Regions from separate parts of the Homo sapiens genome. Here region 2 is linked to region 1. The links are chromatin loops, found by intact Hi-C in ENCODE. Cell type or tissue: heart left ventricle. All regions are shown on one strand. Each heading gives the region's core, and the rest is flanking DNA. Links, peaks and the distances in the headings are about the cores only.

Region 1 (10,803 bases), core at 1,680-9,679:
AAGAAAATTAGTGTATTTGTAGAAGTGACAGAGATATATCTTATTTGTACTGTTGTAATTATATACCATATGCATGCATTACTTTTTTTAACATTAAATAATCCATTTACAATTCTTATGAATGCTGAGACTTACCTTGTGTACTTCGAGATTCATATGCTGGAAATTTAATCCCCAGTGTAACAGTTTTGGGAGGTGGGGACTAATGGGAGGGCTCCACTCTCTTGAATGCCACGATGGAGATGTGGCTGGAGGGCTTAGGTGGGTCTCCAGATGCAGATAAGACCCTCACCCCATCCAGTGTCCAGGTTCTTGACACCATCACGAGAAAGAATTCAGGGAACACTCAGAAGGAAGCAAAAGGCAAGAAGCTTTTATTGCAAAGTGAAAGTATACAGTTAAGAGAGAAGTGTGCACATGTTCGTGAGAACGAGTTGTGCTCAATGGAGTTTGAGTTTCTAATTTTATGGGCTCTTTTAATTAGGGGACAGAATAATCATGAGCTTTTCCAGGAAAAGGGTAGAGAATTTTTAGAATTTGGGTGCCACCCATTTTTATACTAAATATGGATAGGCTCGGATCTGTCATGGTATTGGTAGGTGAGTGATTTAGTATGGTAATTAGTCTACAGTTAGGTTTGGGGTAGGACATTGGTCAAATCCAATGCCACATTGGACCCAGCCAGCCTCAGCTGCTTAGCCCCTATCCTGTTTGTTAGGGTCTTATCAGCCCAGGCCCATCCTTGCCCTTATAGCTAATTTTAATAGCTCCTGTCTTGCTGCTAGGTGAAATTGCTGCCTGGTATTTTCCTACTTCTACTGTGACCACCCAGCATTCCTGCTTTATGGGTGTTTCTTTAATTTGGGGGTAGAATAATCATTAGGTATTTTGGAAAAAGGGGATTTCAAGGACCCCTGGTTACCGACTCCTTTCTCCCTTATTTGGGTTTGCTTGGAAGAGTCCTGCACATGTCACCCTGACTGTGTTATTAGCTGTTTTCTCTCTCCTACTTTGGGTTTTCTGTAATCCTGTGGTTTCTCTGTCTTTTTCTTGTTTTTGCTGTTGTTTGGGTTTTTCCATCCTCCTGAGACTATCCAGTGCTATTCCTATCTCAAAAAGAGCTTGTGAAAGTGGGTTTTCTCTCTTCTGTTTTTCTGCCATGGGAGGACACAAAGTTCTTTTCTTGCTCTTCTATCTTCCACTCTGTGAGAGTGCAGCTAGAAGGACTTCAGCTCATGCTGCTGCTTTGATCTTGGACTTCCCGGACTTCAGAACTGTCAGAGAATAAATGCCTGTTTTTCTACAATTTACACAGTCTTTTGTACCCTGTTATAGCAGCACAAAGTGGTGCACAAGGTGTTCTAAGACCCCTTGGAAGCATTTTTTTAAATGAATGGGTCATTTTATAATACTTTTTGATTTATAGGTGATGGGTTGATGATGGGTGCAGCAAACCACCATGGCACACATTTACCTATGTAACAAACCTGCACATCCTGCACATGTACCCCGGAATTTAAAAACAAAAGTTGTAAAGATAGTGCCAAGACTTCCCAAATACTCCGTATTCAATTTTTTCTTGTTTTGTTTTTTTTTTAAGTTTAAATTTTTCATTTTATTGATAAGAAAAATGAGACTTGGAAGAGGCCAGGAGATACTGACTAGTTTGGGCCTATCCCATGCCAATTATCTTGTGAAATTTAGTCATTGCTGTTTTTATTATTATTATTATTATGCTTTAAGTTTTAGGGTACATGTGCACAATGTGCAGGTTAGTTATATATGTATATATGTGCCATGCTGGTGCGCTGCACCCACTAACTCGTCATCTATCATTAGGTATATCTCCCAATGCTATCCCTCCCCCCACCCCACAACAGTCCCCAGAGTGTGATGTTCCCCTTCCTGTGTCCATGTGTTCTCATTGTTCAATTACCACCTATGAGTGAGAATATGTGGTGTTTGGTTTTTTGTTCTTGCAATAGTTTACTGAGAATGATGATTTCCAATTTCATCCATGTCCCTACAAAGGACATGAACTCATCATTTTTTATGGCTGCATAGTATTCCATGGTGTATATGTGCCACATTTTCTTAATCCAGTCTACCATTGTTGGACATTTGGGTTGGTTCCAAGACTTTGCTATTGTGAATAGTGCCACAATAAACATACGTGTGCATGTGTCTGTATAGCAGCATGATTTATAGTCCTTTGGGTATATACCCAGTAATGGGATGGCTGAGTCAAATGGCATTTCTAGTTCTAGATCCCTGAGGAATCACCACACCGACTTCCACAATGGTTGAACTAGTTTACAGTCCCACCAACAGTGTAAAAGTGTTCCTATTTCTCCACATCCTCTCCAGCACCTGTTGTTTCCTGACTTTTTAATGATTGCCATTCTAACTGGTGTGAGATGACATCTCATTGTGGTTTTGATTTGCATTTCTCTGATGGCCAGTGATGGTGAACATTTTTTCATGTGTTTTTTGGCCGCATAAATGTCTTCTTTTGAGAAGTGTCTGTTCATATCCTTCACCCACTTTTTGATGGGATTGTTTGTTTTGTTCTTGTAAATTTGTTTTGAGTTCATTGTAGATTCTGGATATTAGCCCTTTGTCAGATGAGTAGATTGTGAAAATTTTCTCCCATTTTGTGGGTTGCCTATTCACTCTGATGGTAGTTTCTTTTGCTGTGCAGAAGCTCTTTAGTTTAATTAGATATCATTAGTCACAACTATATTAGCCACAACTAATGAACCAATATTAATACATTGTCATAAATAGAAGTCTACACTTCATTCAGATTTCCTTCCTTTCTATCTAATATCCATTTTCAGTCCCAGAATTCCATCCAGCATTCAATATTAAATTTAGTTGTCATGTTCTTGGAAGCATATTTCAACTCTTATTTTTCAACTTTTTCAATATCTATTAAAACAAAATTTTTGATCTTTCAGAATAACATTCTAAAATATTTTTACAATTATTTTAACATTTGAATGGTACTTTAAAATAATTTTATATACCTTTAAAGTTAATTTAAAAAAATCTCACTAAAATTTATAAAAACAATTATATGATGATACATAATTAAATATGGTATGGATCACATCATGTTATTGGAATATTTGGAAAGCATAAGGTAACAAAAGAAATCTCTGTAAACTCCCACTGCCAAGACGTAATAATTTGAAAATTTTCATTATAGTTCTTGTTTTGCTTTTATCTAGGTATCTATTTTTTTAAAAAAATACAAATCACATTGCGTTTAGTTTTCTTTTTCCTACTTAAAATGTAGACTATTTGCAAAAAGCACTTTCTTTGTTACAAAAATATTCTACTCCTATATAAGCCTTTATCTTAAAACTCATTTCCCTACTGGTAATTTAAGTCTGTTTCAAATTTTTCTCTTTATATGTAATTTCTAACTGAATTTTTTGACAATAAATATGTATCTCATTTTCAGACTTCTTTGGGAGCTTTGCGTTTATTTATCATTTGCCACTTTTCAAACAGAATTTGCAAGTGCACCAAAAATGCATATAATACATTTAGTACTTATTCTATGATAAAGTGTTAAGGTAGATTACTTGAAATAAATTACTCCATTAAGTAACATAATCATTGTAAACCTTTTGATAACCATTTGCAAGTTCCAGAAAAGTTTTACTGAAAAGTACTGTGTGAAAGTGTTTTCTCAGAAACCTCACCAACGCTGGATGTTTTCCTTAAGAAAAGTTAGTTTGTTAAATAAAAATATTACCTTTTGTATACTTGAAATAGAAATTGAAATATTGAAATATTTTTAAATATTTCTAGTCATTAGAAGCCCTTTTATAAACTACTAATTTATATCCTTTATCCACTTATCTATTATAATGCTGGGGGCTTATCATACCAATCTGAATTAGTTCCAAATAAATTAAAGTTATTAAAATCTTTAATATATTTTGTGTTCATATTAAAATAAATTCAGTTGTTCAGACACATTGAAAACATTAAATGTTTATGTACTCAAAATATTAGTTTTTATCTGTAAAATCTCCTGTGGCTTTTAAGGTTAAAATGTATTTAGTTTTCATTTACAAATAAATATGATGTTTCATTTATTTTATTTTATCTGTAGTAAATGTTAATCTTCCATGGGCCCTGAGCTCCCTCTACTTCTTGCCAGTTATGCCAAAAATATAAGGCTTTGACCATTCCTTACCATTTTCTGGGTTGAATTTGCAGCCAGCAATCTTGAATGGTGAGGTAACCTATCCACTCGAAAAGTAGGATTGCCTACTACTTACAATAAAAGCAGTAAATTCCCAAGCTCAGATTCCCAGCTGCAATAAAAAAACACATTGAATGCACAGTATCTCCCTGGACCCTTCCACCCCGCCCCACTGGGACTGAAGGCGGGGGTGGGAGGGAAAAGGAGAACAAACGCAAGTAAGATGATTTTGCTACTTGCTGCATTATGCCTAAATAAAGTCTTTTGTCTCTGATACTGGAATTGTGTGTCTTCTGCAAGCATCCACAACACAGTAACAAGCTAACTTAGTTGGTAAGCAGAATAAAACCCCAGACTCTGGCCATTTTGACAAGCATGAAATGTTGGCACAGACAGAATTTTCTGGGAGGGGAAAGACAAGAGCTGACCTGGACTGGGTTTGAAGCTATAAGACTCCCTAGAATCAGTTAATAAATACTTTTGCCTAGGAGGTGGGTGAGGAATACTAGTAAAGCCCCCTGCTCTTATATCTGTGAATGAATCTGAGCAGCAAGAAATGGGATTGAAATGTCACTTAAATGGCTCATGCTTTTCCAGGTAGGAGGAAGAAGGATGTTTTCATGACAACAGGGAAGTAGGTGGACATATAGCTAAAGGAAATGGTTTCAGCAAGTTGGACTTAGAACTTTAATTGCACAGAAAATATTAAAAGACTGTTGAGCCTGGGAGACCAAGGGTACAGTTCCTTAAAACTGTTAAGTAAATGCTAAGTCTAGTCAAGTCTGGAGCAAAGCTGCTTTCCCCTTCCATGCACTCTTACATGTCCCTCTCTCTCCTTTGTACTGACCTCTCTTGCTTCAGGAAAAAAGGCTGAGTATGCTAAGGAACATTGGGAAGAAGAAGCACTCACAATTTTATAGCTATGTTGAATACAGGCACACAAGTCACTATTCTAGTTGAGTTCCTCGAGAGGGTATGCTAAACATAGAGGTGGCCATAGGGCCAAGAATTTTGGGGAGGAACCATAAAGGGAGGAAGGTGGAGTGGCAGAAAAGGGTCCCCAGACTCAAGTCTGGAGATGCACTTGAGAGGAGAAAATGCTTAACCTGAAGCTGCAGACTGTAGGGAAGAAAACATCATTTCTCTTCTCTCCCTTTTTAGATTCTTAGTTGAGACACTCTCCTGAAAACTAACATCAAATTAATAAATGAAAAACAAGCAGAAGCTTATTAACAAATGCTGTACCCATCATTTGGAGAAGCCTCAGTTCAAAAGTATTTCTCTCAGAAAGCACTGGCTTGGGCCTTGATTAAATAGCATTTCAACAAAGAGGCATAAATCCTATAGAGTGACAAGACAAAAAAAAAAAAAAAGAGCAGTTGTAGTCTTTTAAAAAGTGAAAAAATGTGGGAAGACAGTAAATCTGTTTCCAGATTTTTCTGGTGCCTGCTGGTGCCTTCTCTGGCCTGATAAGTGCTGTCTACAGTAAGGAAGGATTGATGTCTGGCCATCAGGCAAACAGAGGTTGAGGCAGAGTGCTTTCTTGCGTCCTTGATGTTTTTAACTTAACAATCCTCAATATTTCAGGGAAAAATACTTGTATTTCCTTCAGGACAGAGAAAGAAAAATAATTTCCTCTATGACCTCTTCCCACATCTTAGTCCCTCGTGGCCTTACTTCCCTGATTCCTGTACTTTTGTGTTACAGAATAGTATAATCTCCCAGTGGCTGTGGCTAGAGCCCCTGACCAGTATAGTTAAACACTTTGGTCTATGTGCTTGAGAAGGAAAAATGTACTTGGACTCAACTAATAGATTTGGGCAAATTGCAGTGGAAAAGGAAAATTAAAGCGACCTCAGGGAGGGGAGGGGGCAGCCTTTGGGGCTATTCAATGTACTGTTGTAGTTTCCACTATTGGATGTATAATTGGAATTAATGTGCTATGTGCTTGTACTGTAAGTGCTCATAAAGTCTAGAGTTAATTTTTCTGTGCAGGTACTGCGCAATGTAGAGTGGTGATTCCTGTCTCCCCCTATGTGGTCCAGCAAAAACAGAATAGAATCCAGGAGGAAGGAGGAAAGAAGAAAATCACAGCTTTCGTGATCATTTAGCTGACAGTTGCTGTGGGAACACTAGGAGTGGCAACTTCCCAGTACAAGGGCGCCACCTGCCTGAAGCAAGTAAATTCCTTCTAAACGGAAGAGAGTTTTTGTCCTGCTGAAACTGAGCAGCTGCAAGCTGGAAGTTTTGAGTCCTCCCATATTAGGGTGGATCAATCAGACTCCATGACTGACAAGAGACCAGCAAGCCTTGCTGATCAAATGAAATGGTATAGTTGGCTTGGCCCTGGTGGCATCTCGGTTTTACATGAAGTGGTTGCACCTACCCTTTTAGGGGAAATTTTATTTCTCATTCTGCTGTCTGAATCAAAGCTGCAAGCTCAATGGAGGCCTTGATTTACAGAGTTTCCTCTAAAGGCTTGGACCTGATTCCCTGATGATTCAGCTGAGTTAATAGCTGATAGTGTCCACTGGGTGGCATCCCCAGTCTTTCCCCGATAATAACTCTGGAAGACCAACTGCAGTAAGTTTCAGAACGAGGGGCTGAATTGAAAGCCATCATCACATCACCGTTGCCTTAGATAATACTTTTAAAGACTATATAATACTTTTAAATAATAATTTTAAAGACAAAATGTTCGATTTTGACTCTCTCTTAGACAATTGCCAATAGCATACCCAACTGCACTGCCACTTGGAAAACTGGCGAACTGTGGCAATAAGCCACAGCTGCCTATCAGATGTTTGAGTTGCTTAAATACCCATGCTAATAACCTGTTCTCTGATAAGACTGGCTGAAATCCAGCTCCGAATAAAACCTGCACTGCCTAGATGACCATGACTGCCAACTAGCTGCAGCATTAAACCGCACATGACAATTCATCCAACATTAGAGACTGCGCACAAAAATAGACTTTATGTTTTGATAAGTTACTGTTGCTTATCAGACTTTTGACTCCTGCTGAAAGATAGCCATTTGTCCAGTGGTAAAGAAGGCCACAGGATGTAGAGCCTATAGTGACCCCACCTGCTCCTGACAGATTGACTACATTGGACTTTTGACCTCCTCTCAGGGTTATCAATGATGCCACACTCATTGCTGTTGACATGTTATCAAGTTACATTATTGCTCTTCTCGTCCAATTGGCCAATTCCAGCCACACTACTATGGCCCTTGAAACTAATCTGTGTCACCTTTTCAGGTTTCCAGGCCATTTGCAGTCAGAAAATACAGTGTCTTTTATCACAAAAGCCAGTTAACAATGGACCAGTAGTCAAGAAATGTCATAGATATTCCACATTCCCTACCTTCCATAGACATCTGGTATTACCAAATGGGGAAACAGCCTCCTCAAAATTCAGCTCAAAAATTTCTGACTCTATCTCCCTCTTCCCCTACAAGTCCCTATACTTAATAAGGCAGTTTGGGCATGAAATAGTCATCTTTTTGAATGGATCATCTCCTCTTAGCCATTTCCTGAGTAATGATCAGGACAAATGGAGTGAATGGTTATATAGACCTATATTAAAGATTCAGGTTCTGCACTGACAGTACTTGGGTTTGATGCCTTCTTCATTCCCTTGACAACCACCCCTTAGGGTTGGTAAATCTCTGGGTGGAAGCTGAGACAAAAAGGGGTTTGAGCACTCAAACTTAATTCTAATTGAGCTATTTTGATTATTGGAACAAAATAAATATCATGACCACTTTTGTGAGCTACCTCGTCTTCCTGCATTGAGTCTCCCTTAGTGACCCATGCAGGCCAAGTTGGGAGATATAATAGATATAATGCCCTTGTCCTACATGTGCCTGACCCTTCTAGATAAAGATCTGGGTGAGAATCGGGGATGACTGGAGAAAAGTTGAATGTATAGCCATTGAAATGGAACATGTGGATTTTTTAGTAGTGGAGGAAGAAAAACCCTGGCACATAGGGAACACCTCAGCTCCAGGAGACTCAGGAAAGAGCAGAACAATTAATGGTCCCTTTTCCCCATAGGTCTAGCACCACAGTGTGGTTAATCAAGAGGCAACTACACTTGACAATCTGAGTCAGTGCTGTGTTTGTCCAGAGCATCCAAGTGCTATGAAAACAGAAAAACTCATATGTATATGGTTTGTCCTCTACCACTCTGCTGTTCTTGATGCCCTAATAGCAGCTCTGGAACATGGAGCCTCATTATGTATAAACAAACCTATGGATCTGCACAAACTTGTCTTAATTTTCCGAATGCTACAAATCCATATGTTTCTCCTGAGGCCCAATCAGCCTTGGATAACACCATGTATGATCATCATGACTGAAGATCTTCGGTGATTCTGCCTATTTACTTACCCAAATCAATGTTATGTGATCCAAGTCAAGTTTAACAGCAAATCCTGAACTGGAATAACCAGTGCCCCTTCATGTAATGTTTGTATACTGGGGAGATTGGCAGTGGAATGTCTCTGGGGGGTGGCTTTTTGGCCCATCTATTGCTTGCTGTAATTATTGACAATGACAGCAAAGATCAACAAGTCAGTCTTAAGTCCCTTGCAGGGCTCTCCATGTGCTGAAATTTATATCATATTCTGTATCCCTTCATCTAAGGCTTTACAGTATGAGCCTTATTGTTTCCAGGTGTAACACTTGTATCTTAAAAACAAAAAACAAAAAACAAAAAATGATACAATTTCAAATCTACTGTTTTCAGAAATCTAATTTGAAAATAATAGTTGAACACTTAATCTTTTGTTCTACCACAGTATTCCCTGTCCTGAGAAATTAAGTAAACGTTTCAAGAAGTAAAGTACATCACATCACTGATTCATTGATGGAGCACTGCAGGGCAAAATGATTTACTGAGATTTTTTAAAAGGGGTGAGTTTTCTCTCTTCTGTCAGTATTGATTAGATTTTCAGAGGGAACCTCTCCTTCAGAACAACTAAGACAGGTTTTTGAGCGACTTCTATCTTCAAGCAACCCATTAAAAGGATTAAGGGAGATAAGAGTAGGGATCTGGGGACTGGGTAATAGGATAACACTCAGGGTATATGTGCCCAGAAGCACAACTATCCAGGCACTGGGGTCCTGGACCCTGCACCAGCAGTAAAAATGGAAGCTTAGTATACAACATGTGCAGCATAAAAAATCAAATTCAGTAGATAAAATTCCTTTGGGAAAACTGATTAACAATATGATGACAAAGTTGCTTCTTTACCTCTTACCTTTGAGAAAGTTATTCCAAGATTGTTCAAAATCAAATGAGAGATAAATGATAAGTAAAATAAATAAAAGAGGAAGTACTTTTTAAACATGTCAGAAACCACGAACCAGGCCAGGCACGGTGGCTCACATCTGTAGTCCCAGCACTTTGGAAGGCCGAGGTGGGCAGATTGCTGAGGCCAGGATTTCAAGAACAGCCTGGCAAACATGTTGAAACCCTGTCTCTACTAAAAAAAAAAAAAAAAAAAAAAATACAAAAATTAGCCGGGAATGGTGATGTGTGCCTGTAATCCCAGTTACCTGGGAGGCTGAGGCACGGGAATCGCTTGAACCCAGAAGGCGGAGGTTGCAGTGAGCCAAGACTGTGCCACTGCACTCCAGCCCAGGTAACAGAGTGAGACTCTGTCTCAAAAAAAAAAAAAAAATGCACAGATGTGCAAAGACTGTTAAAGATTATTGCCAGAATCGAGTTAATTCGACATGGGTATCTAGAATATAAGGTGAAGTACTGAAGATCAATATAAAAATTTTAAAACCTAATTGGAAAAATATGGATGAAAATATAAATCCATTTTTCATGGAAGAGAAAATAAGGATTGCCAAGAAGTATGTTTAGGGTGCTCAACTTCACCGGTAATGAGAAAAATGAAAGTAAAGAAACAATGAAAAATCACTCGATACACATTATGTAGGCAATGAATACAATACTGGTTAAGCCAATGTTTATGAGGATGAAGTGTAAACTTGGGAACATTCTAGAGTGCAGTCTTGAATTAAAGTTGTGTATATCCCATGGTCCTGTAATATCTCTTCTAAAAAAGGTTTCACCAGAGAAATTCTTGGATAGATGCATTAAAAGGCATGTATAGACACTTTATTCAGTATGGTGTGTGTTTAATTGCAGGATCTGTTGCTGTCTATTACTAGGCATTTGTGAATACAATTTGGTGAATGCATAAGAAAGAATATTATATAGCCACAATATTAAAGCATCAATGTGGGTATACATAAAGCAATATGGATGGCTCTTAATAGAATAATTTTGAGTCTGAAAATAGCAACAGAATATGATTCATAACTATTTCATTTATGGAAATTGAAATATACACACAAAACATCATTGTTTATTTTTCAATTTAAGTACCTATATCAATCACATTATAATGAGCCCCTATTGCAGGAAGAAGAGAAGGCATGAGCAATGGGAGGAAATGAAATAATATAAAATAAGAAAAAGGCCCAGTACAGACGAATGATAATTACTTTTTATGAACCAATGAGTTGTGAACTAAATTCATCTCTACTTGAGACCCAA
Region 2 (10,803 bases), core at 1,723-9,722, 1.0 Mb before region 1:
CTGCTAAAAGAAACCCTGCATGGATTAGCAGTCAATCAGCATTATCACACACTCCCATTGTCCAGCAGGATCCATTGTTAATCTGCATTCTGTCTCTATAGATTTGCCTATTGTGGATATTTTATGTATATGAATCACACAATATGTGGCCTTTTGTCACTGGCTTCTTTATTTACCGTAATGTTTTTCAAGGTTCATACATTGAAAATAAAAGTCATTCCATGTACCAATATGCCATTTCTTTTCATTGTTAAATAATACTTCATTGTATGGATATGCCACATTTTACTGATCCATTCATCAGTTGATAGACATTTGCATTGCTTCTACTTTTTGGCTCTTGGGAATAATGCTGTTGTAAACAGCTGCCTATATCCACAATAGGCAAATCTATGGAGATAGAATGCAGATTTACAATTGATCCTGCTGGAAGATGGGAGTGGGTAATAATGCTGATTGACTGCTGATCAGTGCAGGGTTTCTTTAAGCAAGAAAGAAAATGTTTTAATATTAGATTGTGATGCTGCTGTAAACATTTATGCACAAGCTTTTGTGTTTTCTATTCTCTTGAGTACGTAAATAGGAGTGGAATTGCTGCATCATATAGTAACTCTATGTTTAATTCCCAGTAAGAATGTAGTGACCTTACTGTTATGGGTTCAAGACACAAATTGACTCTTGGAATCAAGTGGAGAGTCCTTTCTATACCAAGCTCACATGATGGTTAATTTTATGTGTCAACCTGGCTAGGCTATGGGCAAACAGCCTAAATGTTTCTATATTGTACTTGTTAGATGTGATTAGCATTTTAATCAGTTGACTTTGAGTAAAGCAGATTGCCCTTCATACTATGAATGGGTCTCATGTAATCAGTTGAGGGCTTTAAGAGCAAAGACCGAGGTTGCCCAGATAGAAGGAATTCTGCGTGAGTTTCCAGGCTTTGCACTCAAGACTGCAACACTGACTCTCAGACTTTTCAGCCTACCAGCCTCCTCGCTGATTTTCGACTTGCCAGGCCCCACACTCATATAAACCAATTTCTTAAAATAAATATCTCTGGATATATATCCATCCTCCTGACCTGTTTCTCTGAAGAGTCCTGTCTAATATACCACATGATTTAAGATTGAGGGAGATGTGGTTTCACACAAGACATCAAGGTTCTGGTAAAAAGGACAAGAGGTACAAAATACATGTTGGATGATAAAATCAAAGTGGATACTACTAAAAATCTTCTAATGTTTTAATCTAATATCCAACTTGCTCTGAAAAGTTCGCTTGCAATGTCACTTTCGATATTAATACACACAATAATAACACAAGTATTTTATTTTTTTGAGATAGGGTCTCACTCTGTCACCCAGGCTGGAGTGCAGTGGTGTGATTTTGGCTCACTGCAACCTCCGCCTCCAGTGTTCAAGTGATTTTCCTGCCTCAGCCTCCCTAGTAGCTGGAATTACAGGCACCTGCCACCACACCCAGCTAATTTTTGTATTTTTAGTAGAGACGGACTTTCACCATGTTGGTCAGGTTGGTCTCGAACTCCTGACCTCAGGTGATCTGCCCACCTCAGCCTCCCAAAGTGCTGGATTACAGGTGTGAGTCCCCATGCCCGGCCAACACAAGTATCTTTTAAAAGTTGGAGGAGAGCTATGATGAATATATTATGTTTTCTTTCTCTGCTCTATTAAGATATTATTAGCATCTATTACTTATTTTCCATCTTGGACATTTTTGAAGAAACACAGTCATTGGACAGCATAGAACCAATGTGTTTTAATGTATAAAATGATTATGGTGTATGTCAGATCTACGAGTTTGGGTATAAGCACTTCGTAGATGTTGTCCAGAGTGGGAAGTCTGGGGTGCAAGTAAAAATAGGCATACAGAGAGAAGTAGCTACAAGGAGCAGTCAAATACTTCTCTAATACCAATCTCACAAAGGTTTCCATTTATTTTATAGTTGTACAGATTCCCAATGAATCCCAGTATGTGAATTTATTAGACATTGCAATAATTATTATCTAAAAATAACTAGGAGCTCGTCTACTAAGTATCAATATACATATGTACACATAAACATATACACACATTTGGTCTGAGTCTTATGGGATCTGGCAAGTGCTAGGTGGACATGTTCAGAAGTGTTTCTAGAAGATACCAAGAAATACGGAAATATAGGAATAATAAAGCATAGTATATAAACCTATGCAAATTACAGTAAATTTTATTAAATTCCCCTTATGGGCAACACTTTGGGTTTGGCACTTAGGTTAAAAAGGTACATGAGACTGATGACATCTCCCACAGATGTAAAATTCTTGTTGGAACAGACAACAGAAGCATTGTTTCAATCAGTCTGCTTTACTTTGCAAGTAGCCACACATCCAAATCACTTTGAGTTAAATAAAAAATAAATATATCACAATGTCACATCCTAAGGTAGGGAGGATAAAGATAACTTAATTGGCAAGTCCTGCCTCTGCTTCCCTTGACTCTCTTCACTTTGCTTGTTCTTATGTGCAGTGGTGTGGACCTCATATCCAAGGTTTAGGATTTTTAGAAGAAGGAGAACCCGATAATTCTAAGTTTTAGCCTTCCATGTCAGAGTCTTGGATAGTACCTGTCATTGAAACTAAAAACAGTCTCTGAAACCACAAGGTTGCTATACAATAAAAAGGGAGAATGAATTACTATGGAAAAAGCATCAATTTTCTTAATAAATATAAAAACACAAATCATGTGTGCCAAATTTAAGAAAGGAAACATAATTATTACTACAATAACTCTGAGAAAATAATGAACAGATTTAGAATTAATGGGAAGTCTTAATGGAAGATGTATGTGAAACTGTTACAGTAAAGGTAAGAGTTAGAAAAGAGAGAATTTCAGATATATATATGTATATATGTATATATACGTATATATGTATATATGTATATATGTATATGTGTATATATATGTATATATGTATATGTGTATATATATGTATATATGTGTGTATATATATGTACATATGTATATATATGTGTGTGTGTATATATATATCCTGAGCAAAGACACAGAGACAGCCTTGCACAGGTGTGTTTAAGAGACAGTGAATAAACCGGATTGTCTGAACACCATGTGTGGAGCATTTGACAGAACCCAGATTACAAAAGGTCTTATGTACTTGTTTGAGGAATTAGTATTAATCTTTTGACAGCAAATTATACGATTGTACAGAAAAATCAACTGATGCCATCTGAAGCCTAAATTCTAGTTTGCTACTAACTTTGCAACCTCTGGTAAACCATGTAAATTGCCTAGGTTTAAATTTTCTCATTAATAAACTGAGTAGGTTGGAATATGTGATTCCTAACTTACTTTCCAAACTTTATTTCCTTTTGACTCTATAAAACTCTGAAATGACATCAATATGAAAGTTTTCAGCAAAGAAGGAATACAGAAAGCACTGGATTAGAAAGGCAGGACTTACGAAAGTGTTTGAACCACTTTGAATGTAAAGGATGTAGCTTCAGGGGGTTCAGGTAGGAGACAATTATTGTTTGGTATCATGAGATAAGAACCCTAACTAGAACTGAAGCTCTGGGAATAGAAACAAAAGAATAGTTGATTTTGAAAAGAAAAAGTTTCTGGAGACTTAAGACTTTTGACAGACTTGATGATAGGGAATAGGAAGGTGAAATAAATCAAGATCAATCTAGGAACATGAGCCTGAGTAAGGTATAAAACATAAAAAATATGGAAACTAAGCAGGAGACGGTTTGGGGAAAAGATATCATTGAGCTCTCGAAATAAAGACAGCCATCGGGCTTTAGAACACATACTGAAATGTGGCTGATAATGGTGGACATGAGACTCATTCACAGAGGGGGCAATGAGTGATAAGACAAAAATAAAGATAAGATCAGAAACAGTACAGAACAAAATGGAAAGAGGCAAAATGATAATTCAAGGCTATGTCCATATTTAAGCAGTCAATATGAAGGGGAAATTTAAGAAGGGAGGAAAAGAGAGCTGTGTTCTGAAACTGAAGAAAACCAAGTCGAGGCTGCAAATAGCTCACAGAGAGCAAGAATAGAGACATGGATATTAAATGTGGCCAAAAGGAGACCAAACATAGGTGACCCTGAAAAAAAGAGTTTGAGTAGGGTGAGAAAAGTAGTACTACGTAACAAGGAGTAAGAGACCGGAAAGTGGCCAATGCAGACTCATATTTAGAAACTTTGGTTTTGCAAAAAAAGGTCATGATAGGGCTAAATCTCAAAACAGAAAAGCGTGTTTGTTTGTGCTCAGGGAGGAAAAATCAGTACATAGGAAAAGAAGTTTAAAAGAGGGATTCATTAATAGAGAAAAGTAGCAGGTGATGCGATAGAGCTTAAGACAAAGAACACAAGTGTGGGCGGAGCCTTCAAGAGAACCTGACACAATTCTTATAGGGACATACTGAGGTAGGGAGGGAAGTTGCTTTTGGAGAAATTTTGGTTTTGGTTGCAGAAAATATCGAGTAGCTAATTGAATTATCATTGTTACTTTGACACCTGTTAAGCATGTATTATATTCCAGGAACCATGATAAGTGCTTTCTGCATGGAATTTAATTCTCACAATGATCTTATGAGATAACTAACATTTCGTGGGATAACTCACATTATATAGATGATAAAATGTAAGGCTTAATGTTTAGGCAACTTACCTAATATCACAGGACAATCAAGGTATGATGTAAAGCCAGACCTGTCTAACTCTGCTTTTAACCATTATCCATGTCCTTCTGTTATGTTGGCCTTAATCTTTTTCATAAATTAAAAGAGAACATCAGCCGGGTGCGGGGGCTCCCAGCATTTTGGGAGGCTGAGGTGGGAGGATCACTTGCGCTTAAGAGTTTGAGACCAGCCTGGTCAACATGGCAAAAACTTGTCTCTACAAAAATTAGCCAGGCGTAATGGCATGTGCCTGTAGTTCAACTATGAGGGAGGCTAAGATGGAAGAATTGCTTGAGCCCAGGGGGTTGAGGCTGCAGCGAGCTAAGATCATGCCACTGCACTCCAGCCTGGGTGACAGTGAGATCCCATCTCAAAAAAAATAAATAAATACAATAAAAGAGGACATCATTTGCTGACATTTAGAGTGAGTGTGGCATATGTTTGTGGACTAGATTTGTAACCTATTTTATTACTTAGAAACATAGTCTAGGGTGGACATAAAATATGAAAGCTTAAATATACCTGAGCCCTAAATTTCTATCTTGAACAGAGCTGGGAAAACAATGATAAGAAGACTCGTTGTTGCCTTACCCATGAATTCATGACTTTGCTATTCTCCAGTAGGGAGCAGCACACAACCACCTATGCAACCATTTACTCTACCGCAAACAATACAAGACAAAGAAAACCTTTTGAAGATTCGACCGTAAGTAGTGAAGAAACTGAACCTCTGATAATTGGGTCCTGCCTTCAGAAAGCATTTAATGAAATACGTAGATTATAGTTTTGCCCTTTATTGCATTATATATGCATTAGTTAAAAGAGCTATTTTGTCAATCCTATTTGAGAATCGTAAGAGAGCTTCTTAGAAATGCTCTTGATTATAGATTGATGTAAAGAGCAAATAAATTTTAACTTAATATCAAACATAATTCTTAAAATTCAGAGTAATGAGAAAAATACTGTAAAGTCAATGCTTGGACATTGATGCATAAAAGATATTTCAGCATTTAAAACTTTGAAGTATAAGAAAGTACTATTTGTCAATGATTAAATAAAAAAAGACACAATAATGCTATAAAATGAAGGTTTTATTTTTTGTTTGTTTTGCGTTTTTTTTTTCTTTTTTTTTTTTTTTTTTTGGTTAGAAGGCCACTGGGCCATGCCAAGTTTTTGTTATAAATATGATACATCCTATGTTTGTGATTTTATGAATTTGGTTCATAACATTGCTATTACATTGAACACTTTGTTTCAAAAATTATTTTGGGGTGTTGAAGGTACAATTACTACCAAATGGAAGAAAAATCATGGTTGTTGCTGAAGACACAGACCAGAAATGTAAAAATGGAAGAGAAATTCAAATCATCTAGTGACTAAGCTTTTTGGTTTAAGATAAATATTATGTTTCTGGACAATCTTACATTTTTTTACTCAATGAGCACAACATTTTAAAATTAAATACACTAGTTCTGGCTTTAGAATGTTCAAAATTAACCGTAAGAAATAAGCTTTGTTGTGTAGGGGTCAAGGCCTTTGGCCCTCTGGAGGTTCAAAAATTCCTGACATGAGGCAGATTAATAGGAGAAAAGGCATACACATGTATTTGACATGTATACAGAGGAGCCTTCAGCATGAAGACTCAACCCCCAGTAAGATACTGAAGCTTATATACCACCTTGAGGTTGTAGAAAGACAGTTGGTTCAGAGCATGGGAAGAAACAGGTTATGCTGTTAAATCAGGTTTTTGTGGCAAGATAGGTGATGGGAGGGGCAGAATAGGAGGCTTGCCTAGCAAAGGTGGTCTTGCTGTGTAGACGAAAACTGTTATGGGAAAGGGGTCCCGATCCAGACTCCAAGAGAGGGTTCTTGGATCTCACATAAGAAAGAAATTAGGGCAAGTCTTTACAGTAAAGTGAAAGGAAGTTTATTAAGGAAGTAAAGGAATAAAAGAATGGCTACTCCATAGACAAAGCAGGCCCGAAGGCTACTGGTTGCCCATTTTTATGGTTATTTCTTGATGATATGCTAAACAAGGGGTGGATTATTCATGCCTCCCCATTTTAGACCATTTAGAGTAACTTCCTGATGTTGCCATGGCATTTGTAAACTGTCATGGTGCTGGTGGGAGTGTAGCAGTGAGGATGACCAGAGGTCACTCATGACCATGTGGGTTTTGGTGGGTTTTGGCCGGCTTCTTTACTGCAAACTGTTTTATCATCAAGATCTTTGTGGCCTGTATATAGTGCTGTCCTCCTATCTCATCCTGTGACTTAGAATGCCTTAACTATCTGGGAATGCAGCCCAGTAGGTTTCAGCCTCATTTTACCCAGCTCCTATTCAAGATGGAGTTGCTCGGGTTCACATGCTTCTGACAAAACCTCAGAGGTAGAAGCCCTCAGAGAGATTAGGTGGTGTCTCTTTTTGGAACATTAAAGGTGTCAGACTCTCGGCTAATCTATCCTAGATCCAGGAAAGGGCCTAGAAACGGATCTAGGAAACATTAGCTGCATTAATGGAGATTCTCTACAGATGCAAATTTCTGCCACAAAAGACTGCTTTGCAGGGCCACTTCAGTCTGCTGGCCCTGTGGCAGCCATTTCAAAATACATCCAAGAAATATATTCTGCGGTAATAAATTGTGACTTCCTTCAGTTTAGCAACCAAACATGAGTTTTATATATTTTATTGTTAGAGTAGGTAGCTAGTCAGACATGAGCACCGCAGGAGAGGGAGCCCCCCTACCCCCCACCAGAAATGTCAGGTGACCATCAAGTGATGGTGAAGTGGTTGTTACCTGTCTCTCTAAGATAATTGGCCACAGCCAACACCAGGAAAAGGCAGTCTCCCAATTAACACAAAAAACCTGAAACTAGGGATCAGCAGCTTCCTGATAAGATCTTAGGAGTTAGGCAAGTGGGCTCAAGCACACACATTAAGAGGCAAAATGGTAGAGTTTAACTGGTGTATGGCCTTCTAGTGATATTCAGCTGGTAAGGGAAGAACGCCTCAAATGAGCATGCATATAGTTTCACTAAAAACACTGTGCATGCTCCTCTCCCAAGTGCTGGCAGGACACTGTGCATGTGGACAGCCCACCCAAAGGGAAGAATCAGGGGAGAAGGGACACATGACCCCAGATGAATGCCAACATATAAAACCCCAAGTCAAAGGTCATACAGGGCCCTTGACTCTCTCAACTCACCTGCTCAGCCCTCTTTCAAGTATACTTTCGTTCCTGTTCTAAACTTTTTAATAAACTTTCACTCCTACTCTAAAACTTGCCTCAGTCTCTCCTTCTACCTTATGCCCCTCAGTCAAATTCTTTCTTCTGAGGAGCAAGAATTGAGGTTGCTGCAGACCTGTATGGATTCACTGCCAATAACATCGTTGGTAAATTCTTCTTACTACCTGTGATTAACCATTTTCTGTTGCTGAGGCTCTGACACCTCACCTGGAACCAGTGACACAGCCTCAGGAGGTCCTGACACGTGCTCAGGGTGATTGGGCTACCGCTTGGTTTTATACATTTTAGGGAGATATGAGACATCAATTAATACATGTAAGATGTATATTGGTTGAGTCCAGAAAGGCAGGACAACTCGAAGCAAGGGCTTCCAGGTCATAGGTGGATTCAAGAATTTTCTAATTGGCAATTGGTTTAAAGAGTTAAGTTATTGACTAAAATCAATAGGAAGGAATGTCTGGGTTGAGATAAGAGTTTATGGACAGCGAGGTTCCCATTATGCAGATAGAATCCGTGGAAGGGAATATTTCTTACCAGTCTTAAAGAGTCTGTTCTATCAGTCTTAAGGCCTCTGTTTTCATGTTAATGTTGGTCAACTGTGCTTGAATTCCAAAGGGAGAAGGGTATAATGAGGCATGTCAGACCCTCATTTCCCATCATGGCCTGAACTAGTTTTTCAAATTAACTTTAGAATGCCTTTGGCTGTGAGGAGGAGTCTGTTCAGTTGGTTGGGAGGCTTAGAATTTTGCTTTTGGTTTACTTCTAATAAAGTTTTTGGATTTTTTATAATTTAGTTGAGGTGTAATTGAATTGAAATACAATAAGCTGCATATATTTAAAGTATATAATTTAATTTGCTGTGACATCTGTATATGTCTGTGTAACCCTCACCTTAATAAGGATAACAAGAATTTCCATAACTCTGAAAAGTTTCCTTGTGCCCCTTGCAACTCATCCCTTCTTCTGCCTTGTCCCAAGGCAATCACTAACTTGCTTTCAGTCATTACCACTTTCTTCACAAGAATTTGTAAGTGGACTCACACAATTTGTAGAAGGTATAAGAATGGTGAATAAGCAGATGAAAATTTCAATGTTTGTAGTCATCAGGGAAATGAAAACTAAAACTACAATGAGAGTAATATATGCTTATTTGAATTAATAAAATGTAAAAGGTTGATGACCAAACCATGTGTTGGCAGGGTGAAGCAACTGAAATTTTCATACATGGGTGTGGGAATGTAAAATGGTACAGCCGCTTTGGGAAACAGTTTGACCATTTCTTCAAAAGTTAGATACACCTGTCATATGACCCAGTCACTCCACTCCAGAGCATTTACTCAAGATAAGTGAAAACATGTCACGCCAATACTTTTACATGGATATTCATAGCAGCTTTATTTGTAATAGCCCCAAACTTGAAACAACTCAAATGTCAATCAGTATGTGCATGGATAAATAAATTATGGCATATCAATACAATGGAATATTGCACAGTAATAAAAAGAATGAACTATTGACACATGCCAGCAACAGGGCTGAATCCCAAAGTGTGTACATTTTTAAAGCTTTCCTGCCTTTAAATCAGAGGTTTTCAGTGAGGGAGAGTGAAGAGGCAAAAAAGGAAGAAGGGAGATCTGGCTTATTGTAATCATGTAAAGACTTTTTCCCTAAATGTACACACAAGATTGATTCCATGGAGTATATCAGGCAGAGAAAAACAGAAAGAATGCTAATATATTTGCAACTTCTTTCCTTGTCTCCCTTCCTCCATGGAAATGTCAAACATGGGAAAAGGAGAACTAGATATATTTAACTTTCTTGGCAAGTCTTTTGTCAAACTACACAGCTTTCAGCTTTTCTTAGGCCAAATGAATCCTAGATATTGACAGCATGAAAATATCCATGATTTTTAAGTATTTCTCCAAAATAGGAGAGACCCATGATGAATAATAGATAGGAAACCCTATTGAGCAAATAGATTTACTAGAATTTCCAGGCCCACATAGACCAAGCAAACCTGAGAGCCACAGTCCATTTTCTTTTAAGTAATATTACTTTGTAGTTGTTCTAGGAAGTAATATTACCCAAAAGAAAAAAGAAGAAACATCATGAGTTAATGCAACTTTGAGCTATCTAAGGGATAACAAAATCATTCTAGTCTTTTTATTAAGACTTTTACTTCCCTATAGCATAATTTCTTTATAATTGGTCATCCTGATAGTGACAGGAGGCAGCCAAATGCCTAGGCAGATAGGGGCAGGTACCCGGTGAAACCTCACCTCCAAGCTGAAGACAGTTTAAACCTGAAATCCAAGCTACAAGCTAAATCCTGGGACTAGATTGAGAACTTGTCCTCCTGTTTGGTGTGCTTTCCTCTGATTAATCCCCACCCTTCACCTATTTTACATATACCTACCCTTTCCTAATTGGTTTTCTATGCTTTTGTGCCCACCTTTGACTGGTGTTTTTACTTTAACCTTTGTTACATACTCACAAACCAATCAGCATACACTCCCCATCCTGTGCCTATAAAGACCCCAGACTCAGTCAGTGGAGGTGGAAATGAACTGACTTTGGGAAAAGACAACCTGATTTTTGGGAAGATTACCAGTATACCTTTCCTGTCCCTTCTCTAGCTCCCTCTCCTCTGAGAGCCATCTTCATTGGTCAATAAAATTCTCTACCTTCACCATCTTTCAACAGTCCATGTGACTTCAATCTTCTTGGATGCTGGACAAGAGCTCAGGACCCACCGAGTGTGGGTACCCAGAAAGGCTGCCACACCAGCCCTTTGCCCTCATTGGTGGAGGGCAGCTGCCCCATGTGCTGAGGCAAAGAGCCAACAGAG

Evidence for each region. Peaks named below come from ENCODE experiments on the same cell type or tissue, not always from the same donor. Only the 100,000 strongest peaks of a DNase experiment are listed, where the experiment ranks them.
Region 2: a loop joins it to region 1, with 6 times the contacts of the local background. A loop is called at or near these places in 14 of 110 quality-filtered maps.

What each region holds. Positions count from the first base shown.
Region 1 is chr7:81,463,821-81,474,623 of GRCh38, forward strand. No RefSeq gene overlaps it. Among named protein-coding and RNA genes, the nearest start is that of HGF, 300 kb to the right of the region's middle. In heart left ventricle, for the core only: a CTCF peak has its summit at 6,395; a DNase peak (open chromatin) is centred at 6,401.
Region 2 is chr7:80,423,299-80,434,101 of GRCh38, forward strand. No RefSeq gene overlaps it. Among named protein-coding and RNA genes, the nearest start is that of GNAT3, 83 kb to the right of the region's middle. In heart left ventricle, for the core only: a CTCF peak has its summit at 5,324 (motif pointing right); no DNase peak of the experiment used is centred there.